Regions from separate parts of the Mus musculus genome. Here region 2 is linked to region 1. The links are chromatin contacts, found by POLR2A ChIA-PET in ENCODE. All regions are on one chromosome and are shown on one strand. Each heading gives the region's core, a stretch centred on a gene start or an enhancer-like site at or near the end of the contact. The rest is flanking DNA. Distances are from core to core; before and after follow the strand shown. Region 1 holds the start of Prdm2 (PR domain containing 2, with ZNF domain). Region 2 holds the start of Pdpn (podoplanin).

Region 1 (7,637 bases), core at 2,856-5,355:
ACTAGTAAATACTACACGGAATTAAGGGAACACACACATGCTTATACCATTGCAATTACCAGGTTTACTATACACAAGGGCTCTGTGCACGCTCCAGGGAGGTGAGGTAGAAAGGAAAAGCATTCCTTTATTGCACTGAAATCATTTAGATATTCCTGTAAGTAAAACCACTCGTTACCAAATATGGCTCCAATAGCAGATTTTTTTCACATGTTGTATTTAATGGTGCATTCTCAATAGTATTTCACAGCCAAAACAAACAAACAAACAAGCAAACAGATAGGAACCACAGCCAATACCATCTCTACTTAGAATAATTAGAAATAAAGATTAGGAGACATATTTTCTCCCCCAGCAGAAAGTACTTCAATGACATGTTTTCCATGAAGATGCATTAAACTAAACATTTCAAAAGTAAGCCTTCTTTCCTTAGGACAAGTTTAGTGCATAAACCCAACTGGTTCTTTTTGGGGTTTTTTTTGTTTGCTTGTTTTAAAAAAAGAAGGAAAAAAGTAGTTTAGAAAAGTACAGTTTAGCCAATCTTCAAGGAGTTGCTTCAAGTCTCATTTTCTGGAAGAGTTATTTCTGTGCTATTCAGCATCATGGACCAAATAATTAAATTATGCATCTACTCTATGCAAATGTATTTAAATTTTATAATAATTTAATCTGCATACTGGGAATGCTGATCCCATGTCATGAAAACGTCATAATCTCCAGCCTACCTCACACTGCCATGTTTCTTCCCATAAAAGGACGTCAATGTTCAACTACAGAGAGTTACTCTATAACCACAAAAGCAAAAGCTAGAAGAAATTTGGATGGGAAGACAATTCCCTTCTTCAAGGTCTAACCCATAGCATCTGTCCTCAGAGTTCTTGGAGACACCACAGCTGCTTCTGTGATTCAACCATCCAACAAAGGAAGTTTCATTTAATGAGCTAGTTTAGAATCATTCCATTTTGTCCCTCCATGGCAATGTCTGGTGACTTCACAGCTTGTCATAACTAAAGGAGGGACCACTGCCACTTGTGGGTGGATGAGGGGAGCTGCTTAAGCATTCCACCATGGACAAGAGTGACATCCCCAAGAAAACTAATCCAGCCCACACATCAGCAGTAGAGTGGCCGAGGAACATTGTTAACTCACCATGCTATCCCTACCAACAGACTCCAGTTTCCCCTGACCTGCTCTAAGAAAATCATTTTTTTATAGCTCTAACTAAAAATTTCTAACTGCAAAAGGCAAGCACTAGGACATGACACCAGGCCCAATCCCAAGCACTGTGACTGCTAATAGGCAGCAATCAAACTATGAAGCCCTAAATGCATGTCAGCAGGAGCAGAAGTGCTCAGCAGGTGCTCAGCTGGTGATGTCCCGGTTGCATCTAGCATTCCCTGAAGATTCTCTGCAGGTGCTCTCTGCATGCAGGTCTGACATGCAGCATTCCCTGCAGATGCTCTCTGCATGCAGGTCTGACATGCAGCATTCCCTGCAGATGCTCTCTGCATGCAGGTCTGACGTATCCCCTCAAGGCCCACATACACTTCCACTATGGAGTTTGCTAGTGAAAGCTGCATATTTGCTGTTGGGTTTTTCCCCTTTACATATATTAAAACTAACACGAAACTAGTCAGAAGACATGAAAATAGCAAATACTCCACAGTGCTCTCCACCCTGGAGACTGTGATTTAACACACCCCTGAAAGGTGTCTAAGTCAGATCTAAAGTTGAAAAGATATCAGCATTCTGAAAAAAGAAAAAAAAATCCCATTAATAAATAAATAGCCAGTATAAAATAATCATCAAAAGGAACTGTGTGCAGATATGTGTGAGCTACAGACACCACAGAGAAATCAGGGAGGTTACTTCTTAGGTAGCTGAAACAAACAAACAAACAAAAAAAGATGTATCATCAGACACTACCAAAGCAGATTTTCCAGTTTTCACATCTTAAATAGTTGCAGAATTTTTAAATTCATCACAGAGAAAAAACTTCCGAAAATTAATGAAAAGAAATGTCAGACTTTAGAAGCCTTGAAAATCAATGTGGGATTGGTTAATGAATGATGGCCCATCCACATATCAGCCATTAAACATCAAATTGAAGAACAGTTAAAGACATAGAAACACACAACAGCATAATGAAAGACAAGCCTCATCGATATACACAACATATCAATTCTCTATAGACTATTATACAGAAGTGCATGCTTCTATAAATGAATGTATGTGAATAAAGAAATACAAGCAGGCACACCATGAGGGACTGACTAGTGACAATCTGCTACAATGTTAACAATGGCTATCTGAGGAGGCGGAAGTTTACAGGCGGTTTCTATTCCTTCTTTGTGCGCCTCTGTTTTCCAACTGTCTTCCAGTGCGACTGTTTTGCTGTTTTGTGCTTACAGAGCTAATACATTATTACAAAGTTACACCTTCTTATCCCGAGCACTGCATAGAAAATGTAAAACAAACCACCTCAAACCTCAACGAAGCCAAGTCTTCCATCAACAAACAGCGAACATTCATTGAGCATTCTCATTATGTCCCTGGTTCTAATAACTTTGTAAATGCATCGACGGCTTTTTTTTGGGGGGGGGGGGCAGGGAAGGGTCGAGCCCTGAAATAACACCAAATGCAGCTGAGTGTTGCTTCCAACAATGGATTTACAGCTCTCTTCCCATGGCTTGGAATAAAGGGGGCTTATTAAATGATCTCTGAAGGTTTTCAAAGCTATGGCGAGATTGCTCATGAAAAAGAAATTTCATCAAATAAAGTGTGTGAAAGAGAGCTTGGAGGGTGGCAGCTGCGTGCAATCTCAAAAACAGAACTCTATAGAACAGGAAAACAACAGAATAATGTCTCTCAGTTCCTCCTCTTAATATCCTAAAACCTCTTTTCCAATATCATCGTGGGCAGAATGATCCAACTGTAGTCTGTGCTATTGTAGGTAAAAGAAAAACAAAAACCAAAAAACAAACAAAAAACCATTGGGAGGTTGTCTTTGCTGTATATATTACTTTAAAGAATAACCTCGAAGTAAACAAAAAAACTTTGAGATACAATTTTAGTCATGTTCTGGGGACACTGTGTACTAGAAACAAACATTCCCGTGTTTCATTAAAGGGTCCTAAGGGCAAGGCACTGGAACTTGGCAAAAGGCAGTTCACGTGTCAAATACACCCAAATCCTCAATACATGAAATGCGGGGGGTGAAGGGAAACCCCATTTCTCTAGGTGTAAATTCCAGCTGGGTAGTAAGAGGCAACGGGGCTTCCCGGCGATCTGTGGGATTGTTTCCCCAGCTCGAGGCCCGACCTAACGGTAAGTGCTAGGCCATTGGCCGGTGCTTCACGCGTGGATCGTGGAAGAACACTGACCTGTTAAGGTCTATTTCGTGTCTCGCTCGTCACCCTCGGAGACATAGTAGATGGATCTTTTGACGAACGCAAACCAGTCCTATGTATGCTAGCGCACACCTGTGACACATGCACGTATGCACCAGTGGGTCGATGGGGGACACTCGAGGAGCCCACTGGCAGGTTTATAGCACACGGAAACTATACGGGGGTGAAAAACACAAAGGCTCGAGGCACAGAACCAACTCGAGGATTGCAGATGCGCTCGCACATTCAACCCGGGACACAAAAGAGCAGAGATCAGCGCAGCCCTGCGGATGGGGACCGCCCGGGGCCCACGTGCGCTCCCCGCCGACCCCGCAGCCGCGCACCCCGAGTCCGCCGCGCCGTCACCAAACGGACCCGAAACTTGGCCGCGGGGACTTAAGAGCCGCGGAGCGGGAGCCTTCGCGCCGCCTCGCGTCGGCGCCAGCGCCAGCCACCGGTTCCCGGCCGTTCGGAGGAAGCTCGAAGGGGGCGCGTCAGCCCGCCCCGCAATCCCCTTAGCGCCCGGCCCGGTCGCCCCCGCCGCGGTGGCCACACTCCTCACTGACACCAAGGGACATTCCCCCGAGGCCCGCCCGCCCTCCCCGGCTCCGCCGCTCCTCACCAGAGCGCGACGTGCCAACGCTTCAGCGAGCCCAGAGCCGCAGCCGCCGCCGTCGCTCTGGCGCCCGCGGCCGCGCCGCCGCCATCTTGGCTCCGGCCGGAAGTGACGTCGGCACGGCGCCCACAACCCCCGACCCCGACCCCGACCCCGCGCGTAGCTCGTGGCCTGCGACCCCGAGGAGCTCAACACGACGGTCAGGCGTGACCCCGGCGGACTGTGTCGCCCTCTCTGTCAATCACGGACTCGCCGCTCGCCCCAGAGCGTTATTACCTCGAAGGGAAGCCCGCGTCGCCATGGCCGGGCCAGCCTGACCACTATAGAGTTAGGGCTGAGAAACTCAAGAGTTGGTCAGAGAAGCCACCCTACTTCAGACGACCGCGACTGACTGGCGTGGTGGCGCACACTTTAATCCCCAAACTCGAGGCAGAAGCAGCCAGAGCTACATAGTGAATTCCAGGAAGGCAGGACCACACCCTTAGACCTTGTTTCAAGAAAAACAAGAGCAGAATCCACTCTGAAGGCCACTCACTAGACCACTGCCAGGCAAATAGACCGTTTAAATGGTGTGCAAAGGACCAATATAGCCACACACACACAAACCCGAAACTTCAGCAAAGCAGATGCAACTGAGCGGCTGTATTCATCCCTTACCAGGAGGCATTTGCTAACTGCCAGCTATGGGCCTAGGTCAGTGCCAAGGCTCTGTGGTACCCAGCATGGCCTTCATCTTGCCCTTGGGAACTGCACCACTATTTACAAACAAGTGAGCTGGAGATGGATTGGATTGAACTGGAGACCACTTCTGACATCCCAGAAAAGAGGTTTGACGGGAACATAGTTGCCAATCAATCTGAAGTTGTAGAGAGATGAAAGTTACTTGTCACATCTAGATGGTACCCAGAGCCATGAGTACTTCAAGATAAAGCTATCCTCTGAGAAGAAAGGAAAAAAAAAAAAAATCTAAGTGTAGTGGGCCGTATTAGTCCTCTGAGAAAAGGATCTGAAAAATAGATAATGTATTATGTTCAAATGTGCCTCCAAAACTTTGGAAAGACCAGACAAGCTCATCAAATGTACCTGTTGTTTAGAAAGTACGTCAATCAACGTGGATTGTGGTATACTCTGTAAAGGATTGGTGACATGGTGATTATCTCATCAGTACTGTTGACAGGTGAGGACAATGTCAAGTGTTGTCAAGGTCTGGATCACCACAGAGCCCGTGGAGAGAGGAAATAAAACCTCAAATGTTTGCTTATGTCTCTCACTAGTCAAGAGTTTACAAACCTAAGAGAGACATGCAAACTTGTCACTAGAATATACACTATTATGGTACAGGCTGCCACTGGAATTTGCACTCTTTATTTGATTAACACCTTACTAAGTATATGCATCAAAAATCATCTGAGGTAGCGTGGGAGCAAAAGGGAGACCACCACCTCATCTACCACCAAACTGCCATAGCCATCATTTTAAAAGAAAATCTACTTACCCCCTGGCATCCAATAGAATGCAAAAGGAAATATAGGGGATTTTGATTTTTGTCAAATCAAAACATGACATGGTAAAACCAGAGAACACCATGCCAAGAAGGCAGTGGCTGTTCTTCCTGTCTTTAATCTGATATGACAATGCCTTTTTCCCCTGGGGCAACGGTTTCAGATTTGATGTCTTAAAACAACAGAAATTTAATCTCCTGCAAATGTAGAGGCTAGAGTCCAAATCAGTATCAGTAGACTCAAGCTAAGGTGTCAGTAGGACCACACTTCCTCTGAGGTCTCTAGGGGAGACTGTTTCCTTCTTCCAGCTTCTGGTGACTGCCAACATTCCTTGGCTTGTCACTATGCCACTCAACTCTTCAAGGCCAACATCATCACACTCTCTTCATCTTTACATCACTTTCTCCTCTGTAGGTAGTGAAATTTCCCTCTGTTCTTTCATAATCTATACAGTTGCACTGAGGATACCCAGCTAAACCACAGTTAATCTCTTCATTGCTGAGTCATAGCAACAGAAGTTCTGCAAGAGGTAATGCTTGAGAATTCAAGGGATTGAGTTGAGGTCAGATGCTTAGTAACGATTATTTAGCCTACCACACTGAGTAAATCTTCGGTCCTTCTAAATACCACCTCTAACCAACCACTGTATACTTTTAATCTGTGTATTTTGTTTGAACATGTTTCAATTCTCTAAACTGTGATACTTCCCAGACTGAACGACACACTTTATAGTTCATCTGTTCAATTAAAAAAGACAAAGGCTATGGAGATTACAGTGAAATTTCATTAGTGATGATTAGCTGTGCGGTGTACTAAATACTACTGTTTTCCTTCTTTGAAATGATGAAATGCCTTGCTAATGAAGGATGATGGGAATAGAGATGCTTTAATCAGAAATTGTGGTCTGTTTATTAGGAGACGGACGTATACAACACACTCACTATCAAAGTCTGCAACGTGAATGAAACTCCATGTTGCACAAGTCACCTGGCTCAGCCCTGGTCACTTATGCACATATTATGTGTTAAAATGGCACATGCTACACTCAAAACCCAGAGCAATGTCTAAGCACTAAATAGATAATACTTACGGGGGGAAAATGGCATCTCCCTGACTCTCAAAACAGATAGAGATAAGCAGTTATGTATAGCCCAGACATTGTATTTTTTTTTAAAAAAAAATGTGATTGTAATCAAAACCACAGCAATTTCTATAGAATTGCCCCTTAAAAGATTAAAAACTTAGCTGGGCGGTGGTGGCACATGCTTTTAATCCCAGCACTTGGGAGGCAGAGGCAGGTGGTTTTCTGAGTTCGAGGCCAGCCAGGTCTACAAAGTGAGTTCCAGGACAGCCAGGGCCTCACAGAGAAACCCTGCCTCGAAAAAAAAAAAAAAAAAAGATTAAACACTTTATAGCTAGTACCAAAGACTTTAAACTACAGTATCAGTGACAATGTAAGTGGACTTAAGACTCCCTGAATGACAATACTTATTCCCTGCTAGGTTCTGTTATAGACATTGTACATGGATTATGTCCCATTCATCACAGCTGTGTGTGGTGAGCGCATGTACAGCTGTGAGAACTAAGGCCAATGTGGATGAAGACATTGCCCAGTTAAAGAAATGAAGCCAGGGGCTGGAAATATGGCTCAGCGGATAAGAGTACTGACTGCTCTTCCGAAAGTCCTGAGTTCAAATCCCAGCAACCACATGGTGGCTCACAACCATCCATAAAGAGATCTGACACGGGAAGGGATTTAAAAAAAAAGAGGGAGGAGGGATTAAAATAAGAGAGATTTGACACCCTCTTCTGATGTGTCTGAAGACAGTACAGTGTACTTACATATAACAATAAATCTTATTAAAATTTAAAAAAAAAGAAATGAAACCAGGTTTTTAACTTGGACAGTTCAGTTCCATAGAAAGCACCCACCTCATTCATCCTTGGAGCACATACATGCATAGACACACACACACACACACACACACACACACACACACACTTAAAAGCTAGACCAGACCAGTAGCCATTGTAGGCAACTGTGTGTGTGTGTGTGTGTGTGTGTGTGTGTGTGTGTGTGTGTGTGTGTTGCCTGCACACATACACATTCTCAAGCATAATTTCTAAGGT
Region 2 (7,637 bases), core at 1,367-3,866, 87 kb after region 1:
TCAGTTTGGGACCCTAAGCCCCAGCTTCCCCCGCAGAACCTCTAACAGAATCAGCTTTATTCAAGGCCTCCTCAGCTACATAAGCCCTCAGCAGCTTGCGAGGATTCCAGGGCCCCCGAAAACTGGCAAGAACTTCAGGGAAATCACAGGATGATTTCTGTGCCACATGATTAATCCTGCTCGGACTGGTCCCGGAAGAGCACACATGGGTTAGCGGCAAGCAGCAGCTTGCCGAGAATCTTATAAAAAGCCACTGCTAACGGGCGAGTCCTGGGGTACCGGCTTTGGATGTCAGTTCAGAGTGAGGGTGGGGCCTGGCAGTGGGGGAGGCTGCCAGATGTGAGGACAACAGGCCTCGTTAGAATCCACGAACACCTTGGGGATTGCAGAGGGGGTTGGGTTATAACCCTAAATCAGTATGGCATATGACTCTAATAGAATTAGCACACCACAATCACCCCTGCCTGATCTGGCTCCCCAGTAATAGCTTAACTCAATGGAGTTAACTCATCCATATTCATTATTCTCAAACAAAAACCCTGCAGGCTCAATCTTGCTGCAGAGCAGCCTGGATACAACTGGCCGCATGGCCACCTCTCTGAACACCCCTGTACCAAGGCTTTTTCTTCAGCTGTACAGTTTCTACTCTAACTGAGTGATGACTTTTTCTAGACAAGACCAAATACCAGCTACATTTTAGGAGCATTTTGGGAGCTGGCTTGAGACAGTTGCAGCCTACCCTTGCCTTTGGAGGATGCCAGCCTCCGACTTTCCTAGGATGTGGTTTGGGGTGGGTGCTTCCCCTCACTTTGCGCTGGTGAGTGAAAAGCCATGTTCTTAACACGCACTGTCTCGCCATGACGGAAATGGAACCGAAATACAGAACTGTATATATATATATATATATATATATATATATATATATATCCTAGCGTAAGAAGTTTCAAAGATAGGACTGCCAGGAATACCCCTGAACACCATAAAGAATAGCTTCGTCTCTTTGAAGCAAGTGGACAACCTCGCCCATGCACTCTATATAATTTCCCTAACACTAGGTGTTGTCTGTGGAGAATTATAGAAGCCTAGGCTAGGCCCACCCATCTCACACAAACCACTCCTTCACCAGGAAAGACAGTCCTACATCTCTGATGACCACTAGCCTTCATTTAGTGAGCAACTGAGACTGTCCCATGACTTCTTGGCTCTGGGATCAAGATTAGAGCTTAGATTCCACCAGGAATATAGATACAACTTAAAACATCAAAGCAAGAAACAAAATAACAGGAGACTGTCCTAGACCCCAGCCATAGATCACCCAGACAGAAGACAGTAATTCAGAAGAGGAGGACGTGATGGTGGTCCCATCAATCTGTTTCTTTCTAGTCAGGGTCTTAAAGCCCAGTCTGGTTTCAAACTCCTTATACCCCAAGATAACCCTGAACCCTCTCATCCTCCTGCCTCCATTTCCCAGTGCTGACACAGTTGAGCATCACCATCCTGGCTTTTGCATCTTGCTGGGGATGGAGCATGAGAGTGTCTCACATGCCAAACATGGACTCTGCCAACTGAGCTACATTCTCAGGCTCCATTCGTCTTTAATTAACACTAATTCAGCCACTGAGTCCTTGGCCAAGTTCAATACATGGCCTCAAACACACTTGCGCTTCAACGCTCACGGCAGCCCTCCAGGTTAGGAGGTACAGGTCCGTGGCGCCCTGGGTTCCATCCATTTCCAGTGTAGGGGTGTGGGGAGGGGAGGAAAGAAAGAGGCAGAGACAAGAATGCTAGAAAGATAGCAGCTTGCGGGTCAAGCTGTTCCACCGTCCCTTCCAGCTACCATCCTAATTAGCGAAGCCTCTTCAGGTCTATCCCCAGCCAGGGGTGTGACCCAGAGTTCCAACCTACGTCCTCCTATCTGTTCCTCTTTTTCAGAGACATTAATCATTCCTCTAACACACTGCTTTTTTGGGCCAGTCCAGTCGCCCTTGGTCACCTTCCCATCCCGTAACACTAGCCCCCGGGGCGGTGGGGGTTGTTAGGGCCATTCTGTACCCCTACCACCTGTGGGTGGACCCCCTACCGCCACACCCACTTGGCTGTTACAGGAGACTTAGCCCCATCTAAGCTACCCCACCGCTCTCCCTCCCTCCCCCCGCACTCGCAGATCCCAGGCCCAAGCATCCCCCGCCTCCCTCCATCCCCACCAACAAGTGCTGGTTGCCAATCATGCATGGCGCTTACCTCCCTGCGCAGAGTCCCAGAACCAAACGCTCCCCAAAACCCAGAACAACACTGGCACGGTCCACATCTTGATCTCGTTGGAGCCTCAGCAGCTAGTGGGTTTTTTTGTGGGTTGTGAAAAGATGAAAAACAAAACAAAACAAAACAAAAAACTTCGAAGCCACAGGCCCAGCCGGGAAGAGCTCGGGAGGAGGTTGGAAGGCGCTGAGCAAAAGTCTCAGCGCCAGAGAGTGCCCGGGCTTTCTGGACTCGCAGAGGCAGCAAGCACAGCAAACTTGGCAGCTGGCAACCTCTCGGCACAGTCGGCATTTATGTCTCCGGTCCCGGGGCGGGAGCGGGTGGGCGTCAGGTGGTCCCGGAGATCTAGGACCGCCCCCGAACTCTGTTTGGCCAGCATCACAAGATGACCTCAGGCCAGGTTTAAAGTTACAGGGCCTCAGCCACTGGGGCCCAGCCCAGAGGGGAAAAAAAAAAAAAGCTTTTGACTTTGTTCCACTACAGGAGAAAAGGGGGCCACGTGCAGTAAACAGTTCTGATTTACAATTTTTATTTATTTTTCTACTATATTTACTATTATGTTTTGGAGGGCAAAGCCCACAACTTAGGTTTCCTTGATAGTGGGCAGAAGAGAGACGCACACAGTGGCGTATGCGGCTGGTTTTATGGTTTTTAGACCGATGCACTGGATTTTTTTCTTCAGATGGTTTGGGGAAAACGGCCGTTGTTTGGGTGAGTCTGAGGCGGCTCTTGTTTATTGAACCTTCATGCAAGGCACGTGGATGGATGGATGGATGGATGGATGGATGGATGGATGGATGGATGGATGGATGGATGGACGGACGGACGGAAGGACGCGTCTGTCCTCCCACAACTAGCCTTCAGTGCAGTACTTGGCCCGGTGAGGTACTTGTCTGGGTGGGGTGCTTGACCTTGAAGGGTGCTTGGCCCTAGTGAGTTATACAGAAGGCAGAGCACGTACCACCACCCCCTGATACCGGGACTTTGTGGCTTCACCTGGATACCAGGAGCAGCTGTGTCATCTGACTATCGGCCACTCACCTGGAACTAATAAGAGTTCAGCTCATCTATTAATCCTAGGGTTTAACTGGTAATCCCCTGTCTCTTGATTTAAACAATCCTTCCTTGCTCTCAGGGAGTGGGTATCGGCAAGAGAAATGTTCATTATTCCCTTCTAACCTGTTGGAATCTAAGAACAGGGTCGGGGGTGGTCTTGGCTTCACTCCCAGATGCCATAAATTCCTTTCAACAAAAGCATCTGAGGATGGGCCCCCCAGAGGTGGCTCGGCCACCAAGCCGAGTGACTTAAGTTTTAGGCTCTGAACCCACAATGGTGAAAGGAGAGTCCCGATTGATTCCTGTATGTTGCCCTCTGACCAGACAGCGAGCACACACACACACACACACACACACACACACACACATACACACACACACTCGCGCATGCACACGGTAAAAATAAGTTACAGAGAACTTAACAATGAACGGTCCCTACGTGTCCCAATGAAGGTGACAATGAGCTGTTTTCATCCTTTTATCTTTGACCTCAGTTTCAAACAGACTTCATCTCAAGAATTTCAAAAGTAGACTGATTTTTAAAAATTATTTATTGTGTGTGCGCATGCACTCACGCATGCATGCATGTGTGCAAAGGTGTGGGCACCCATGATATGGTATGTGTGTGATATCAGAGGGTAGCTTTGTGGAGCCAGCTCGCTCCTACATTCATTCACATGGGTACTAAAGACCAAACTCGGGTTGCTAGCTTGCCAGGCAGGTCTTTTTATCCTGAGACAACACTGTTTTAAAAGCTCATATTCCCAGCTTTGGTCCCACAAGCTAACTGATAAGACCTTTTGGGGAAATGCTAGCTAAACCCAGTGTCCATGGAAAGCTTGATCACAGGAATGGTTGGTAAGCTGTGTCCGTTAGCTGAGCCTCTGTGTCTCACCAGGGTGAGAGTGAGCCAGCCTGCCCACTCAGCAGCAGGTCTACCTTGGCAGGCAAGAGGTTGGACATGTCTAGAGATTACTCAAGGGCCGGTAGCTTATCCTGGGGCTACAAGATAGGAATGAAGTGGATTCCAGAAGCGGGGAAGAGAGAGACCTGGAAGAAATGGCTCCCGAACTGGTCTTACAACATTATTTCTTCGGTGTGAGTATTTTGTATTGTAGACTGGGGGGTGAGGGTGAGGGTGTCCATTTCCTGTGTGACCCCTTAGACAAATAACAGAGGTAATAAAACAGCTTATACTGAAGGGCATTTGGGAGTAGATTAAGAGTCCAGGAAATAAATCCATCCTGTTCTGGGGCTGGAGAGATGGCTCAGTGCTTAAGAGCACTGACTGCTCTTCCAGAGGTCCAGAGTTCCATCCCCAGCAACCACATGGTGGCTCACAACCATCTGTAATGGAATCCAATGCCCTCTTCTGCTGTGTCTGAAGACAGGGACACTTATGTACATTAGGTAAATAAATAATAAAATCCACCCTGCTCTTCTCTCCCTATGCCATAGGGATGTGTCTAGGTTGCCATAGGGATGTGTCTAGGTTATAGAAGGCTGGTCCCTCACCTACTTGTAAAGGATGGTGGAGGTGGGGCAGACGCAGAAATGTTGCCGAAGAATCCTGTTGGGGGCCAGGGGACAAGAAGAGTATTAGGGAGAGGACTTAGGTCTGGGCGAGTCTGCAATGCTTCTACATGTTTTCCTGCTAAATAACCAGGTGATTGCTGGCCCCAAGAAGGATCAGTCAAGGACAGGGGTGGGGGATGGGTCTACCTTCCACAGCAATGCAAATGGCAAATTGAAGATATCTTGCCCCCCACCCCCAAGGACCTGGTGCCTAACTGCCCTTCCCCCAGTGACACAGCTTGTGTGAAGACTGCATAACAATGAGACAGAGGTAGAAAGGCTGGCGCCAGGAGATAACACTATTTGCAGGTGTTACCTTGAGGCGCCCATCTGACCAATGGACCTTTGATCTAAGATCTACTATTCAAGGAAAATGGTTTAGCACTGATTCACCTGGAGGGCTATAGGGCTGGCTAACACACAGGTCACTCGGGTCACTCCAAAGTTCTCATTCTTTAAAAGAGGAGAGCTGGGGTCCCGCACTTTGGAACATACCTTAAAACACATCCCGAGTCCTACGGGAAGGAAAACACCTGTCTCTCAGTGACAGATCAAGGCTGGAGCCTATTGCTAATCCTGAGGAGGAGCAGAGATGATACAAACAGCGGGGGACCCTTTGTTCTAGGCGATGCTGGAAGTTGGTGTTAGGGTCTCTAGCACTAGCTGCATTCTTTGAGGCCTCTGCCAACTCTGGAGAGCGGTGGGCTGCACTTCTGCAGGCTCCCTGGGGAGACACAGTGTTCTGGGACTGAAACTCCTTCAACTGACTCTCCAAGGGTATGAAGCACCCGTGTGGCCCCTGAATATGTTGTTTCTTAGGGCTCAAGTTGAGCAGGAATTAGATGAGGCTGGGAACTCAGAACACCTTGGAGAGAACCTTGGGCCCCTCAGGAATCTGCGTTCTTAAAACAAGTGTCACTCTCAGTCCAGAGAACTCTGCATACCTTAGGAGTGTGGCTACCACCACGCTCCCTCCCGCTGGTGGCTGTTGCTACCAGGCCCTAAGGAGTTCTCAGTCTCGTTCCTTCTCTGGTACTGTTTGTACCCACCAGGAAACGCAGTCATCCCCAGTGTCTAGGGCAGAAGTTTCTTGAAAAGGGCTCTAAGGGAACCAGTTTCTTTGACCTAAGGCATGGATCACTCGCTATACAAGAACTAAGTTAAGTATCAGGTCATAGGACCAGGTGTGGTGGTGCATGCCTTTAATCCCAGCACTCGGAAGGCAGAGGCAGGCGGATTTCTGAGTTCGAGGCTAGCCTGGTCTACAAAGTGAGTTCCAGGATAGCCAGGGCTACACAGAGAAACCCTGTCTCAAAAAACCAAAAAAAAAAAAAAAAAAAAAGTATCAGGTCATTCTTGGCCAACCTTTACCTGATCCTGGTTTATGAAGGTTCCCTGAATCTGCCCCACTCCTGGGAAACTGGATTTACTCCTGGTTGCACTCATGGGACTCTATGCTGGGACCTCAGCCAGGAAGTCACTTCTGCTCTTCTTCTATGAGTGGGAACCTGGCTTGAATTCTCACCCACTGGTGTCGCCTAAGTGGCAGAGTGCTCACTGCTCCTGTGAGGTGCCAATTGTCCCTCCTGCTGTCAAAGTCATCTCAAGATTCCAGTGGGGCAGAGCAACAATTTCACTTTCAGACTCCCAAAGGAATTTTTGAAAAGCTAGGTACTTGTTTTCCATCACATAGTTGAATAAGCACCACTGGTTGGAGGTGGGTTCCAGAGATATTACAGTTTAGTGCCTGAGCCCACCCCTCCCAAGGGCAGAGGTGTATATTTTACATAACAAAGCAAACCTGGCCTCCAGGTTCCCTCAGCATCCCTCAGGCCCTACCTGGCAGACCCTACCCCCAACTCTGAACTTTCCAGCCCAGGGAGTGGGCTGCCCTTCTCCCAGACGCTCTTCCTTATATCTTTATATAATCCAGACTCCTCTCCTCCCCTCTCCTCCCCTCCCCTCCCCTCTCCTCCCCTCCCCTCCCCTCCCCTCTCCTCTCCTCTCCTCTCCTCTCCTCTCCTCTCCTCTCCTCTCCTCTCCTCTTCTTCTCCCCTTCCCCCTCCTCCTTTCCTTCCCCTTCCACTTCTCTCTCTCCTTCTCTCTTCCTTTCCTTCCCCCTCCCCTTCCCCCTCCTCTCCTCTTTCCCTTCCCCCTCCTCTCCTTCCCTTCCCCCTCCTCTCCTCCTTCCCTTTCCCCTCCCCTTCCCTCTCTCCTCTTTTCCTTTCCTTCCCTCACCCTCCTTCTCTCTTCATTTCCTCCCCTCTCCTCTTCCTCCTTCCCTTTTCCCTTACCTTCTCTTTCCTCCCCTCTTTCTCCCTCTCTCTTCCTCTCCTCCTCCTCTTCTTCCTCCTCCTCTTCACTCTGCATATATACCTTTCTCTCTTTCTCTCTCCCTCCCTCCCTGACCCCCCTTTCCCCATGGCGACTTCCCTGGGCTTGATCATTGGAGCCAGTGAACTCACCAATCCAAGAGTAGCTTCCCAATAAACCTACCTTTAATATAATCTGATCTGGATTGAATTGGCTCATTTTACCGGCAGTAGAGAAATAGCCTATCAATTATAATCCACGGATACTCAAGTCCCTATGGACAATGGGGTTGTATTTGTAGATTGCCTTTAACATATCCTCCCATGAATTTAAAACATAGCTAGGTTACTCATACTAACTAGTGGGATGCCAATACTATGTGTTAGTAAATAGCTGCTGAAATATAGTTTAGAGGGAAGGGAGAAGAGAATAAT

Evidence for each region. ChIA-PET counts read pairs that join two places held with the same protein, here RNA polymerase II (POLR2A).
Region 2: POLR2A ChIA-PET joins it to region 1 with 32 read pairs in Patski. The contact joins the promoter of Pdpn here to the promoter of Prdm2 in region 1. POLR2A ChIA-PET finds 5 or more read pairs at or near these places in 3 of 5 experiments (Patski and embryonic stem cell).

Annotation. Positions count from the first base shown.
Region 1 is chr4:143,208,604-143,216,240 of GRCm38, forward strand. It overlaps Prdm2 (PR domain containing 2, with ZNF domain), which reads right to left and starts at 4,106. Exons shown (of 10, transcript NM_001081355.3): 1 at 4,012-4,106.
Region 2 is chr4:143,296,948-143,304,584 of GRCm38, forward strand. Pdpn (podoplanin) reads right to left here and starts at 2,617. Exons shown (of 6, transcript NM_010329.3): 1 at 2,242-2,617. The coding sequence starts at 2,308.